Linked DNA regions of Homo sapiens: all the other regions are linked to region 1. A link is a contact called in ENCODE Hi-C or POLR2A ChIA-PET data. All regions are on one chromosome and are shown on one strand. Each heading gives the region's core, a stretch centred on a gene start or an enhancer-like site at or near the end of the contact. The rest is flanking DNA. Distances are from core to core; before and after follow the strand shown. Region 1 holds the start of PPP1CB-DT (PPP1CB divergent transcript). Region 2 holds the start of SLC5A6 (solute carrier family 5 member 6). Region 3 holds the start of SUPT7L (SPT7 like, STAGA complex subunit gamma). Region 4 holds the start of NRBP1 (nuclear receptor binding protein 1). Region 5 holds the start of AGBL5 (AGBL carboxypeptidase 5).

Region 1 (2,700 bases), core at 64-2,563:
TAACTCCCGGCTAGTCCACCTCTTCGTTTTCCCCCCTTGCCTTCCCACCAACATAAAACTATTCAATAAGAACACTTGAGCCCGGAAAGTTCAAATGCTGCGTAGACCTACAAATACCTTTCGAATACAAGACAGGCTTTAAAAATAGATTTTCACTAAGTTTGTGCAGAAATTAAGCTCTGCTCAAATCAAATGCAAAAGCCAATCCCTTCAGCAAACCCATCTACATACATCACATTTCTTAGGTGCATCTTCAACCTGATCAAATATCTTGTCTTACAATTTTTTTAGGCCAAGTAACAAACGGTAGATTAATTCCCGCTAATTTTATCCTCTCTTTAAGAAGAATCCATTCTATATAGCATTGTGTAAAAATGCAGAGCAGACGAAGCAGTCCTGTTAAGGACAGGTTTATATATATATACGTAAAATTCACTCCCGGAACGACAATCGGAGGCAGCCAAGGGCAATGCACAAAGAGAACAGAGAAGAACAGTGATTCCACGGACGCACAAAGCCCAGTGGCAGGCATCCTCTCCCCATCCTCGGGTCACCGGAGGCGAGCACCACGGCGCGCGGAGCCCGGCGGCCTTTCCGAAAGGCTGTCTCCCGCAGACCCGCTCCGCACAGCCTTCGGCCGGCGGGCCTGGCCCCCGAGGGTCCGCGGGAACGGCCCCCTCTCCCCCGATCTCCCCTGACCGCGCTCCCAGAGGCCGCTCCCCCGCGCCCAGAGCCTCCTCGCCCCCTCCTCGGTTCGTCCGCCGCGCCGCGCTCCCAGAGACTCGTCTCGGGGCGGGAAAGGGGTCCCCTCGCGTTCCGGCGGCAGACGGGGACGCAGGGGTCGGCGGCGGTGCCCGACCTCCCTCTGTCCCGCGGCCAGGCGCGCACTCACCCTCCAGCAGCCGGGTGATGAGGCTGTCCACGTTCAGCTCCCCGTCCGCCATCTTGTCGGCACAGACTCTCCTTCCCAGCAGCGGGAACAAGGGCTTCTCGGCGGCGGAGGCTGCGGCGACGGCTCGGCGTTCTCTCACCTACAAGTCACGCGGCGTTTCGACCCCGGCTCCAACTCCCCCTTTTCCCGGGCCCTCCCCCCACCCCCTCCCCGCCGGGTAGCGAGAGCGCGCGCACACTCGGAGGCACCCACGGAAAATAAATAAATAAACAAGAGAGGCCCCCTCGAACAGGGCCGCGTCAGACCCAGGCCGCCACCTCCTCCTCCTCGGCACCGCCCAGCTCCGCAAAGCTCACCAGCGCCGCCGACGGCCCCACCCGCAGCGCCACTCACTCCGCACGTCCCTTGCGCGCCGCCGCGTCACGCAGCTCTCCGCGCAGGCGCGCGGTGCGCTCCCCGCCGAGGCTCCCCTCGACGCCTGGGCCGCCGCGCAACCGCACTGGAGCGGCTTCTCCCGCTGCCGTCTTCGCGCAGGTGCGTCGCCCTCTCTCCACGTCCACGGCGCCGAGTCTCGCCACGGTGGCGCAGGCGCCAGGGAGGTTCCCCGGCTTTGCCGCGCGGAGGAAGTCCCGGTTACGCAGAGCGCGCTGGGGCAGGGCTGACCTTCCCCTTTCTCTACTTCACTGGCCTCCTCCAGACGTGGTGGTTGCGCCCTTTCGGCCTCGCTTTCCGTTTTTTGGCTTCATCCCCTAGATCTGCAAACAGTTCCTCGTGTTTCTTCCGTTAGCCGGGAAACGCGAACTGCAGCGTTTGGGACCCGGGTTTGCGCGTGTGGAAAGCAAAAGGGGTTACTCTGCTGGAGTTCGACATTGCAAATAAAGGTCTTTATCCCCGGCGGTTCTACAAAATTAGTTCTGCAGGGATTCTGGTTGAAAGAAGCGTTAAAGTGGGCCTTGTAGGAGTCAGCAATAATCCAATTTTACATGGGTGCAGGTGGCTGCCTGTGTCTAGCGCTTTCACACATCTCATATCTTCATCCACGCCGTGGGTATTTTTTTTCCACGGTGTGTTTCTGTTGCTGCCTCCAGTATATTGCTTAATCATCCTACCTGGTAATTATTTATGCATTTTTCTCCTACTCTCGACTCAGCTCCTAGGGAATAAAAACACATTAACTTATCTTTGTGCCCACAGCACCCACCAAGTATTTCCATCACGTAATACTGCCTCTAGAAAGGCAGGAGGAGAAGCAGTCACGCTAAGGATCTAGGCAAGCCAGATCTTTTGTCCGGTTTTAGGAGGTGGCCAGCCCTTACTTATTCCACAAGTGTTTTTCCAGAAACTCAGACTTGATATTGCCTCAAGTCCAAGGCAGTGTGCTTCCCCCACTCACATATCACTAATAGTAGCTAACATTTGTTCAGATCCCTGTATGTACTCTGCCACTGTTTTAAATGTTACACCCGGGTTACCTCATTTAATCCTTACAACTGCCCTGTGAGGTAGGTACTATTATTATCTCTACTTTGTAGATGGGATTCACCGAGGCACAGACGGTTAAAAAACCTAGCCCAAATAACACAAATAAACAGCAGAGCATGCAGTGCTAGAGTCTGCATTCTTAACAATTGCTATATTCTCCCTCTCCGTGAATGTGGGCTGAGATGCTGAAACAGGCATGTGCTGTGGGGGAGAAAAAGCTTTGTCCAACCAAGTGCTTTCTAATGTCCAGATGACATAGAGCTAGGATTTCCTAATGTCTTTTTTCCCCTATTTTTCTCTCCATTTCAGGGTTGAGTTTGTGCATC
Region 2 (2,721 bases), core at 37-2,536, 1.5 Mb after region 1:
AAAACATAACATTTTGAGTTTGAAGTTAGGGTGCACTCAGTAGGAAATGCTTAATAGGAAGCTAGAGGTACCCGTATGTACCTGGAGTGTGGAAAGGTTAAAAAAGACACTAAAGAGATCTAGTTTTGGTAGACATCTGCGTGATGATTACAGCTGAAACCATAATAGGTGGATTCTTTAAATAATATAAGGGTATAAAAGCAGCCAGGCTAAGGAATGGCCTGTATCCAGCATCTAGGGATGTCTTCCCCTCACCCCAAGATGGTGCCCTTCTGATTCAGGCAGCAACGGGCATGCAGCATTAGCTCTCGTGTCGTTTTACAATAAAAGGCCACTTTTGACAAATTTTGCACGCTCCCTGGACATTGGGTGCATATCTGCAGAAGAGAAAGAAACATTAGAACTCCAGAAAGAAAAGCCAAGAAAAGAACAAACGGCGATCAAGAATTAACTGCCAGTACACGTTTCCAGAATTCCTCTAACACGGGGCCGATAAATGGATAAACGGCTCGTGTCCCACCCTTGTAACAGGCTAGGCTAGGAGATGCCATCTCTTCCTCCAGAGTCCTGCGCCGAATCAGCTCCCGACACTTTCAGTACCAGATATCGCACAGGGAAGGTCCTCATCTCTGAAGATCACTATTCGAACTTATTTATTATGCTTTCTGCAGAGACTTCTCAATCTGACAGCCCTAGTTTGGCGCGGTGTAAAACGACCGCAGGTACGTAAAGAACTCATCAAGCATTACAAAAGTACAGCCCTACCACCGCACGATATATGGCGTTCGTGCGTAGAGAGATTACACAAGAGGCAGAGGACCCGTCTGTAGAAAGAACTTAAAGTTATTCTAAAATTAAGGGGCGAAATCAAGTTTCACAGGTCTTTGAAAGTCGGCAGGACTGGGGCGCCGAAGGCCTGCACGACGTGAGTACTTGGGAACAGGACCTGGCTGGGCAGGGTCGGGAAGCGTCAGGGACGAAATCAGAACCGCAGGCCCGCCGAGGAGAAGGGGGAGCCGCTGGCGAGCGCGACGCACGGCTGGCCAGCGACCCTGCTTCAGCCCGACCTCAAACTTGCTTCTGTACCTCGGGTAGCGCCAGAGCCCTTTCCACGCCCAGAGCGAGGAGCAGGGCGGCAGCCCAGGGCACCAGGGTCGTAAGACTACCCGGGTCGTGAGGCGCCATTTTCCGTTCCCTTGGTGCTCCGCTGCTCGCGCGACCCGGCCCCGCGGCCCCGCCCCGCAGCGCGTCAGGCCCTCTTCCCCGGGCGTGGCCTAAGCGGCCCGGTCCAGTCGCCCTGGGGCTGCTTGGGGGCTTTTCCTGCTCGTGGAGCTCTGCGCTGGTCTTCATGCGCCCTAGCCCTCTTTCGGGGATACTGGCCGACCCCCTCTTCCTTTTCCCCTTTAGTGAAGGCCTCCCCCGTCGCCGCGCGGCTTCCCGGAGCCGACTGCAGACTCCCTCAGCCCGGTGTTCCCCGCGTCCGGACGCCGAGGTCGCGGCTTCGCAGAAACTCGGGCCCCTCCATCCGCCCTCAGTAAACATGGCGGCACGGCGAGCGGGGCGGGCAGGGGGCGGGCAGGGGGCGGGGCCCCCGCGGGCTCCCGGCCAGGGCTCTCGGCCGGGCTCTGGCTACCCACGTGTGGAGACCGGGCAGGTGGGCCTGGAGAGCGTGAGCCGGTGCCGAGAGGCACCGGGGAGCGGCGTCTGAGCCGGGGCGGGGACAAGGGGGCGGGGAGGGGCGGAGCGAGCCGGCCTCCGGCGTGGGTCTGAGATCTTAAGTGCGAGCGGTAAGGTGGTGGTCTCCGCCGCGTAGAGGGAAGCGGGAAACCGAGAAAGAACGAGGGTGAGGGTGATGAGGGAAGGGCAAACCTCAAACTCCAGCGGGAGGACACGAGCCTGGATCGCCCCGGGCACCTAGTCCTCTTCACCTCAATGCTGATAGCGCATAGCGTCCCGGAGCCTGGCGAGGAGGTAGGAGCGGGATAGACGCTTCCCTAACTCATTTTCTTTGCCTTCCCAGGAAAAGGGAGCGATGTTGATCTCAGGAAGCACAAAGGGACCTTCCTAGCTCTGACTGAACCACGGAGGTAAGGGAGTGCGTTGCTGCCCCAGGGTGGGCCAGCGCCCTGACTGAAGGGCGCCAGGGGATCCCTGCTCCCGGCGCGACAGTGTTGGTTAGGGCCAGCCAGAAAGCTCCTTAAAGCCGACCCAAGTGATCATCTCGAGTAGCCGAGCCAGGCTTCCCTTCCACATTACCCCCATGGTGTCTGCCTGGAAGTTCCTGAAAGGTTTACGTTTAGCTGGCTGGCAAATTTTCTAAGGTGTTAGTAGCTATTAGCATTTTAAGGAGGGCCCCCAAAGCCTTTCACACCTTGAGGAATTATAGGCCCCAGGACAGATTTTGAGGGAATCTTTTTGGAACAGTTAGTCCTGCAGTGGTCTCATTGCCTTTTGTAGGAGTCAATGCGATCCACTGCAGTGTGTGACCAAAGTGAGTTCAGGTTTTTATTTTTATTTTTATTTTTATTTTGAGACGGAGTCTCGCTCTGTCGCCCAGGCTGGAGTGCAGTGGCGCGATCTCGGCTCACTGCAAGCTCCGCCTCGCGGGTTCACGCCATTCTCCTGCCTCAACCTCCCGAGTAGCTGGGACTACAGGCGCCTGCCACCACGCCTGGCTAATTTTTTGTATTTTTTAGTAGAGACGGGGTTTCACCGTGTTAG
Region 3 (2,700 bases), core at 135-2,634, 1.1 Mb after region 1:
GCAGCCTTGACCTCCTGGGCTCAGGTGATCCTCCCACCTCAGCCTCCTGAGCAGCTGGGACCATGATGCCTGGCTAATTTTTTTTTTTTTTTTTAAGAGACAGGGTCTTGCCATGTTGCCCAGCCTCCTCTCAAACTCCTGGGCTAAAGCGATCCTCCCGCCTGGGCCTCCCAAAGTGTTGGGATTACAGGCGCGAGCCACCGCGCCTGGCCAAACAAGTTATTTTAGAGTTCGGGATTGTGAACATGACTTTCAGAAATATAGCAATGTGTACAGCCGTCTGAAGATGATAGGCCAGACTTGATTCCTTCACTTTCGTAATCGCTGAGTGGGAGATTCTTCTTCCTCATCCAAAGCTTAAGAAGCACAAGAACGCAGTCCAATGAACCCGAAATTTCAATTCTAGGTTTTTCTACCTACCTGCAGGATAAAGAGCCGGGTGCTGCCTCCAAAGCGAACAACATGCCCAACGTGGACTCGACAGTAGGTGCGAGGTGGGATGCGAGTTTTGTTGAGAAAAGTGCCATGGGTGCTTCCCAGATCGTAGAGGTAGAAGCCCGGCCCGTTGCTGTCGCATTCTCCGTCAGGGCCGGACGCCCTGTGCTGCAGCACTGCGTGGTACCGAGACACCGAAGGGTGCTCCAGGCACACGTCGCAGCCAGACAGCCTCCCGAAAAGGCAGTAACTCGTCCCTTTCAAGCTACGGGTGCCAAGGATAGTGCCGCCCTTCAGGGTCTCTAAGCTGTAGGGGGCTGTGGCAGGGCCACCCCATGGAGGCTCTTGGTAGGGGGGAGCCCGGGCTGGACCGCCAGGGGAAGAAACCGCTGTCGGGGGGCGCGACTGCTCCTCCTGTAGACTCCTAAAATCACCGCAGTCCGGCTGAGGAGGAGGGATGTCGGGCTCCCCAGAATTGGAGTCCTGCAACGCAGTGGGCCCTTCCTTCTGTACCTCCTCAGGGTTTGAAGAACTGCTGGCCGGGGCCTTACTCCGCGCCGCTGGGGACACCGGCAGAGCTGGCTTCTTGAAGTCCCCACTGAGGTCTTGCGACGCCAGGGTCTCTGACTGAGAGAGAATGTCAGCCATCCTCAACCGGTGCAACTTCGAAATCCGCTCCTTCGAAACCCACCCTTCGGTCTTTACGTTCCTGTCCACGTCCCACTCTCCCAAGCTCCCAGTGGCGTCTGTAGGCGGCGATGGTGAAGTTGCTCCTTCACGACCTGGAGCGTTGCGAAGTGGTGCTAACATGAGAAGGTCATAATATGAGAAAAACAAAACGGTTATCGGGATGCTGTGCAGAACGGGGACATATTTAGAGGTTACAACGGGATCGTAATGACTTCCTGTTGCATAGCTTGATTGAGAAGAAGCGCTTCCGGCGGTCTTAGATCACTAATCAACAAACCAGCTTTCGGGGTCTGACGCGATCCTTGCCTCAGGCCTCTCGAGGTCCAGACAGCCGCCCAGCCCGCTCTGCGACGCAGCAGTGAATAGTGTGGTACCTCCTTGTCTCGGTTCAGGTCCAGACCTCCCCGTCTTCCGGCTGCCCTGAACGTCAGGCGACCTCAGGACCCTGTGATTGGCGCCTGCGCCGGCGGACCGTGACCGAGGAAACCCCTGGAGGGACTTGGGCATTCCTTGGGCTCCGTGCCTGTTCTTCGTGCTCCTTTCGGTAAAGTAAGGGAAGAGGGCGACTTTTTTGTTATTTCGTTCATTCATTTATTTTTTTTCTGAAATTATTAAGGCAGAATAGTTAAGTGGTTAAGAGAGCAGACTCTGGAGACTGTCGATTTTTGACCTCGCCATTTGTGACATTGGGCAAGACACTAGGCCTCAGCCCTCACTCTGAAAAATGGGGATAAGATTATTAGCCTCATAGGGTTGTTGGAAGAATTGAATCAAACAATAAAGGCCAGCCAGACCGGTGGCTCATGCCTGTAATCCCAACATTTTGGGAGGCTGAGGCGGGAGGATTGCTTGAGCCCAGGAGTTCCAGAGGAGGCTGGGCAACATGGCGAGACCCTGTCTCGCCAAAAAAAAAAAAAAAAAAGAAAAAATCCAGGTTTGATGGTGCGCGCCTGTAGTCCCAGCTACTCCAGAGGCTGAGGTGGGAGGATTGCTTGGTCCCAGGAGGTTGAGGCTGCAGTGAACCATGACTGCACCACTGCACTCCAGCCTGGGCTACAGAGTGAAACCCTGTCTCAAAAAAGAAACAAACAAAAAAGGTGAAGTCTGGCATATAGTAAACATTCAACAAATGCCAGATATTTCTGTGTGCCTGGCCCTGTAACAAGACCACAGCCATAAGAAATAGACGGGCAGAAAAAATCTATTGCGATAAGTACTAATTAAAATCCAAGGATAACTGCTGTGACATAGACTTGCAAAGCACTGTGAGAATAGAGAAAGGGAGATGCACTGGTGAAGTGACGGACGGTGGGGACTTATGCTGTACTTAAAAATGAATATGAGTCTGCCAGGGATGTGCAAGGTTGGCAGAGCATTTCTGGCAGAGTTCACAGCTGAAAGTGTCAATTGTGGAAATGTACAGCATTCTCAAGAAACTGAGTAGTATAATGTTGTTAGAACAAAGGTAGTCATTTCACCCAGGAAGCTCCTCCTTTGTGCTTCCAGTACCCCAGGTCCATATACCTCTAGAACAGTACTTACCATGTTTCATATTGAAATATTCTGCTTCTGTTT
Region 4 (2,766 bases), core at 240-2,739, 1.3 Mb after region 1:
TGAAGTGGGAGGATCGCTGGAGAGGGATTTAACTCAGCCAGCCAGGAAAGCTACTATCTGCCTGTTTTAGTAATCTACCAGAAAACTTCTGTTAGAGATCATGTTCCTTCTTCTGAAAAGTAGCTAAGAAAATGGTAAGACACTATTAGTTACTTCCTTGAGCAGCTGCATTCACTGAATGCATCTAAAATCTGAACAACTAAATAAAATTCCCAGCCAGACTACAGTAGGAAATAACAGTAGAATTCTAATACAGGAAAGCTGTAGCCAATGGGCTCCAGAGAAACTTCTGGACCGAGGACACAAATAACTAATCCACAGTAGGGCACCACAGGAGACACCAACCCTTCATCAGAGATAGATGCCCTTGGAATTTGCTTATCCCCCCCACCTTCCTAATTTTTGTGACTTTTTATCCCTTCCTAATTTTTCCTTCGCAGGCAAAATGAGGGCAGTGCCCAAGATTCTCCAGCACTACTCCTATTGATGAAGAAACCTCTGCGACACTGGGAGTTTTGTCTCGGAGCCGCTGAGAGGTTTTAAAGAGATAACACATGGAAAAGCTCATATACTCCCATAAGGGGATTCTCGCCGCCTCCAGCCACCCTGAGACATGCAGTGTGTTCACTTTGGAGTAATGCAGATCGCCCTGCAAAGTTTTTCCCCGACACTTTCGTTTATTGGACAGCAGCCCCTCTGCGTGTCAACTCCTCTGCAAGAGCTCACGGGCCCAGGCCTCTCAGCTGTCCTCACCCTGAACGGACCAGAGGGCCTCTGAGACCCGCAGCACAGTCCAGTCGGAAATAAAACCGCTCTGGGGAGGAACCCGGCCCCTAGAATTTCACACTCCAACAGGTCGCATGCCCTGCGTCTGGAAGGCAGCCGCGGCCCGCGCGGGAACCAGGCTGGGGCCCAGGGAGCCAGCGGCGGCCACCTCATCAAAGGCCGGACCGACAGCGCAGTCAGGGGCGCAGGCCACGCCCCCGCGCAGTCTGCGCACCTCCCCGCGAGCAGGCCAGGCCAGGCCGCCGAGCTTCCGCAGGCCGCCGGGCCGCGACCGCCGCCCCCGCCCCCGCCCCCACCCGCCGGGCCCCGCCTCTCGCAGCCGGAGTTCCAAGCGAACGCCAGGGCCTCCCGACCCGCGCCCGCAGAATCCCGGGGCGCCGCCGCCAAGCCAGAGACGCCAGGGAGGGCTAAGCAGCGACTGCGGGGCCGAAGCGGCCCCTCGGCTCCAGCAGGCAGGGCCCGATCGGGCCTGGGCTACTGAGTGAGCAGGGCCGCCTTCAGCACCCGACTGGCGGGTCCCACCGTCCCGGGCCTCGGAGGCCGATCCTTCCGTCCTCTCGCGAACCCCTCCCTCCCGGGCCCTCTTTTCCCTGGGCGCTCACCTCCCGACTCCGCGCCCCGCAGCCTGCGCTTCAGCTCCAGCTCGGGTTCCGGGGCCCCGGATCACAGCGACTCCCTCACAGCTGCGCTCCGCAGCGCAACCGAACTGCGGGCCCCGCCCTCGCGGCGCCCGGACCAACGATGGGCGGTGCCGCACCGCCGGCAGGTTTCCATTGGGTGACGTTCTGGGTGGGCGGGGCCCGGCCCTCGGGCGTTCGCTGGGGTGGGCTTCCACCCGCTCTCCTCCCCTTGCGCCGGTCCGGCCGAGACCTCTCGGAGGGGTCGATGTTTTCGGTCCCAGCTGGGGCTCGTCTCTCTGTCCACCCCACCGCCCGGTCCAGGTGCCCCAGATGGTTCTGCTGGACGCAGAGAGGGCCTCCTACCTCTTCTTGAAGGCGCCATGACAGTTCTAATGCCTGGAAAAGACAAAAGGAGCGAAAGACATAGCCTCAGTCCGAGAGGAGCGCCCCCACCCCAGCCCCCGCCTGCATTATTTTGGAACGAGACTGGTGTGCAGGACGCCAATTCTCCGGAAAGCTTTTAAAATTTACCTAACACTGAAAATTAGTAGTTAACGCTTGGTGATTGCTTAGCACTATTTGCTTAAACTTTGTAAGAGGTTTTCACAGATGTTATTTCATTTGATCCTCATAAGAACGAACTCATTGAAATTATCATTCAATGGTAGTTGACAAATGCAAAAACCTGAATCAGAGGTATTAAGCTATTAACCGAAAGTTAAGTTGGTAAGAGCCAAGTCTAGAATCCGAAACAGTAAATTTCATCAAAGGAGACTACGTTGAGAAGATGTTTGGAAAGAATTTAGATTGGTTTCGAGTTAGTGGAAAGAAAAGATGATAAATTCTTGGTGAGCTATTAATCTGCGAAAACTAAGCGCGGAGCCTTCAGGATGGAAGTTCACTCTGCCCTTAGACGTGTATGATGGAGGGAAGATGATGAATCAATCAACAGAACTTGGAAATGTCACAATCACCAAATTTTACTGTCATTAAAGAGAATCTCTAATCCTGTTTCACTGGGAGAAAGGACAACTGGCAGAAACCCTCTCGTTTTCTCATCATCTCAAAATACTCGTTTTTAAAACCAATCTTTCGGCCGGGCGCGGTGGCTCACGCCCAGCACTTTGGGAGGCCGAGGTGGGCGGATCACTTGAGGTCAGGAGTTCGAGACCAGCCTGCTCAATGTAGTAAAACTCCGTCTCTACTAAAAATACAAAAATTAGCCGGGCGAGGTAGCACATGTCTGTTCTCTCAAGCTGCTTGGGAGGCTGAGGCGGGAAGATCACTTGAGCCCAGGAGGCAGAGGTTGCAGTAGGCCAAGACTGCACGACTACGCTCCAGCCTGGGCAACAGAGTGTGA
Region 5 (2,700 bases), core at 90-2,589, 1.7 Mb after region 1:
TGAATCAAAGCGAGAACTGAACAGCAATCCCCCACAGCGCAGCTCCATGGTGGGGCTGGGAAAGCATCCTCCTGCCCCGCTCTGGCCCTGAGAGCTGGGGGAAAACAAGGGTTAGGTTAAGGAGGAAAGGGAAGACAAATCGAAGAGTTTTCTGGGTATCTCTTGATAAATAAGAGCTATTCTTAGGGAGTGCCCTATGAAACAAAAGGCTGTCTCCCTCTTAGAAAACATAGAAGTGGTCTTCCAGCAAAGGCCAAGAGAAAGCAGCATTCTGTACCCCAACACTAAGGGTTGTAAATGACCTAAAGGGACCCCATTTTACTTTAGCTTGGCTGTTCCCAAATAAAACTCAGTGGCTTAACTATGTTGAAAAACACTAAACTCTCAGCTGCTTTGCAGCCCAAAGATTAGAGAATATAATCAGAGAGGTCAGATTTTCCAAACCTAGCCAAGATACACTCACCACCATACATGGCCACCTTTAGAGATGGGCCGTTCTGGATCTCTGGCTCTGCACTCTCCAGCACAGAGCAGAGAGAGGAATCGAGGTTCTGAGTGTAAATGGGTAGTCCTCTCTCCAGCCTCTGTCCTCACAAGTACTGAGCGGACATTCTGGTGTTGCTCCCCTGAGCCCTGGAAGGGCTGGTTCTTCCTTTTTTGTTCCTACCTTATGCCTAGTATGGAGAAAAACTATAACAGTGGTGCCTCTGCCAAGCCAAAGGCTACTGGGCTCACCTAGCGACTGGAGCTCCCTTCCAGCCAGGGCATGGGTCTGTTTCCATCCCCCTCCGCCCCGTAAGCACTGCACCCTGAGAAAGCTACCCTAGTAGCTGTGGATGAGTAATGGGTGTTCTCAGCACCCCTAAAAGAGGTGGGCTGCTAGAGTCCCACTCGGGGGAAGGAGGCTGGCTTCTCCACCCTCGACTCGCGGGGAACCGTCACACCGAGCGGGCTTGCCCTGGGCAGGGTGGGACTGGGAGGCATGGAAGGGGTCGAGACGGGCTCCCGCGGCAGGGGATTAGGCAGGGAGGGCCTAGGAGTCAGAGGTGAGGCCACGGAGCTGGGCGGGGTCGGGACCGCGTAAGCCAGGTCGGGAGCGGGGTGCGGGGTGGCCTTCGAGGGGCTCGGGCTCAAGGGGCTGAGAGAAGGGGGCGGGGCCGGGGCTGGCGGGGCCGGGGCTGGCGGGGCCCGTAGTCCGCGCAGAGCCCCTCACCTCTCTCCGGGCCGGTGATCCCGCTCCCTCTCCCGCTAGCGAGGCCGCACCTTGGGCCCCGGCACCCGGGCCCTCCACCCGGGCCCCCAAAAACACCCGAGCGCCGCGGTGCCGGGACCCCGCTCTGCCAGGAAACAAGAAGTCTCTCGCCTATTGGCCGTGGCTGCAGCTGGCGACCCGCCCAGTAAAGCTCGCTACCATTGGTCAGCTCTCAGGGTTCCTCGCACGTTAGTGGGTACCTGAGCGAGTGTCGTTCGGGGACGATGGCGGGCAGGAGCGGCCGGAGGGTTCTAGCAGCGTCTTCCGGAAGACGGTTAACGGCCTGCCTGCCGGGAGGCGGGAAAGATAAAGCGGCAGAAACTGGGACTCAACTGCGAAATAAAAAGACATCGTGTGAAACTCCTTATCGCTTAACAGTCTTGTGTCTCTAAAATGAAACACGTAGCCCACTGCGCCGGGAATCCCTCCCGTTTTGTGTTCTGTAGTGTGACGGACGCAAAAGCTGAGTGGAGGATGCGGGCATCGATCCCGCTACCTCTCGCATGCTAAGCGAGCGCTCTACCATTTGAGCTAATCCCCCGCCTGCTGCTTAGTTCTTTCCCTTTGCCTTACAGGTTCACTGCACTGTTCACTGACCAGTGGATCAACCACAGTTCAGGACATTTATTTAGCAGAGTACAATACAGTGGCATCCATGTGCAAGATTCTAAAAATCAAGCATATAATCGTGTGCTTAAGCAGAAAACATTCTAAAACACGTTACCACATGTACATTGAACGCAGAAAGAGCGTTACCGTATACTACATACTACGGTGTTCCCTATGGACTGACGGCAGTACGAATGCTAAGTCACAGGAGGCCTCCAAGCCTTTCCCCTTATGGGATAATTGAATTAAATTGAGGTTAAAAATTACAGACGAAGTCCTTCGAGCCGGAATCGAACCAGCGACCTAAGGATTGCCACGCCCTATCCACTACAGTCCTCCGCTCTACCAACTGAGCTATCGAAGGCTCCGCTGCGATAAGATGCTGCTGATAGCCCTCTAATGCTTACCGCAACCTCATCCAGCCATGACCCCCGCTTTCTCCAGCTGAAGGAACCTGCCAGGGCAGGAGACCCATGGGACCTCACAGAGCTGAGAAAGCCGGAGACCCAAAGGCAAGGAAAAGAAGCTGCCCAAAGTCCGGGTTCTCAGGCCAGAACGGAGGCCACACCGGCCCTGAGCTTCCCGGCTTTTTAACAAAATGTTCCCAACACCCCGCGGTGGTTTCTCCTGGACCGCGAACGCCGAGCCCGCCGCCGCCTCCTGGAGCTCCGGGGCAGCGCTTGTGCCGCGGTACCTGCACTCACAGGGGCTTTGCGACCGCGACGCGCAAACCCTGCTCGAGAGCCGATGGGCCACTTTGGCTGCTCCTGCTCCACATTTCCCTTGGCTTCTCCGGACGTGCTCTCCTGACGCGAACGACATTCGCTCGGCCAATTAAC

What was found. A loop is a pair of places that touch in the nucleus more often than their neighbours do. ChIA-PET counts read pairs that join two places held with the same protein, here RNA polymerase II (POLR2A). Pooled maps may share reads with other maps.
Region 2: a loop to region 1 is called in a pooled map, with 8 times the contacts of the local background. The contact joins the promoter of SLC5A6 here to the promoter of PPP1CB-DT in region 1. A Hi-C loop is called at or near these places in 2 of 37 single-sample maps with no recorded cell type and 7 of 50 pooled maps.
Region 3: a loop to region 1 is called in a map with no recorded cell type, with 10 times the contacts of the local background. The contact joins the promoter of SUPT7L here to the promoter of PPP1CB-DT in region 1. A Hi-C loop is called at or near these places in 1 of 37 single-sample maps with no recorded cell type and 7 of 50 pooled maps. POLR2A ChIA-PET finds 5 or more read pairs at or near these places in 2 of 52 experiments (BJ and endothelial cell of umbilical vein).
Region 4: a pooled map shows a loop between it and region 1 (13-fold over the local background). The contact joins the promoter of NRBP1 here to the promoter of PPP1CB-DT in region 1. A Hi-C loop is called at or near these places in 2 of 37 single-sample maps with no recorded cell type and 9 of 50 pooled maps. POLR2A ChIA-PET finds 5 or more read pairs at or near these places in 2 of 52 experiments (H1 and activated CD4-positive, alpha-beta memory T cell).
Region 5: a loop to region 1 is called in a pooled map, with 17 times the contacts of the local background. The contact joins the promoter of AGBL5 here to the promoter of PPP1CB-DT in region 1. A Hi-C loop is called at or near these places in 2 of 37 single-sample maps with no recorded cell type and 6 of 50 pooled maps.

Annotation. Positions count from the first base shown.
Region 1 is chr2:28,750,369-28,753,068 of GRCh38, reverse strand. PPP1CB-DT (PPP1CB divergent transcript) reads left to right here and starts at 1,313. Exons shown (of 5, transcript XR_007086259.1): 1 at 1,313-1,426; 2 at 2,684-2,700. It overlaps PPP1CB (protein phosphatase 1 catalytic subunit beta), which reads right to left and starts at 1,239. Exons shown (of 8, transcript NM_002709.3): 1 at 893-1,239. The coding sequence starts at 944. RefSeq lists silencers at 587-806, 1,297-1,486 and enhancers at 669-1,313, 1,617-1,826.
Region 2 is chr2:27,210,833-27,213,553 of GRCh38, reverse strand. It overlaps SLC5A6 (solute carrier family 5 member 6), which reads left to right and starts at 1,286. Exons shown (of 17, transcript NM_021095.4): 1 at 1,286-1,534; 2 at 2,021-2,087. It overlaps ATRAID (all-trans retinoic acid induced differentiation factor), which reads right to left and starts at 1,513. Exons shown (of 7, transcript NM_001170795.4): 1 at 1,087-1,513; 2 at 256-377. The coding sequence starts at 1,185. RefSeq lists silencers at 1,090-1,339, 1,530-1,849 and an enhancer at 2,632-2,721.
Region 3 is chr2:27,662,298-27,664,997 of GRCh38, reverse strand. It overlaps SUPT7L (SPT7 like, STAGA complex subunit gamma), which reads left to right and starts at 1,384. Exons shown (of 6, transcript NM_014860.3): 1 at 1,384-1,669. It overlaps SLC4A1AP (solute carrier family 4 member 1 adaptor protein), which reads right to left and starts at 1,109. Exons shown (of 14, transcript NM_018158.3): 1 at 421-1,109. The coding sequence starts at 1,083.
Region 4 is chr2:27,427,354-27,430,119 of GRCh38, reverse strand. NRBP1 (nuclear receptor binding protein 1) reads right to left here and starts at 1,489. Exons shown (of 18, transcript NM_013392.4): 1 at 1,389-1,489. RefSeq lists a silencer at 972-1,121.
Region 5 is chr2:27,050,307-27,053,006 of GRCh38, reverse strand. It overlaps AGBL5 (AGBL carboxypeptidase 5), which reads right to left and starts at 1,339. Exons shown (of 15, transcript NM_021831.6): 1 at 1,214-1,339; 2 at 1-94. The coding sequence starts at 48. It overlaps TRY-GTA2-1 (tRNA-Tyr (anticodon GTA) 2-1), which reads right to left and starts at 2,225; the gene lies at 2,137-2,225. It overlaps TRA-AGC8-1 (tRNA-Ala (anticodon AGC) 8-1), which reads right to left and starts at 1,793; the gene lies at 1,721-1,793. RefSeq lists silencers at 839-888, 909-1,348, 1,752-2,046 and enhancers at 1,085-1,584, 1,899-2,128, 2,299-2,588.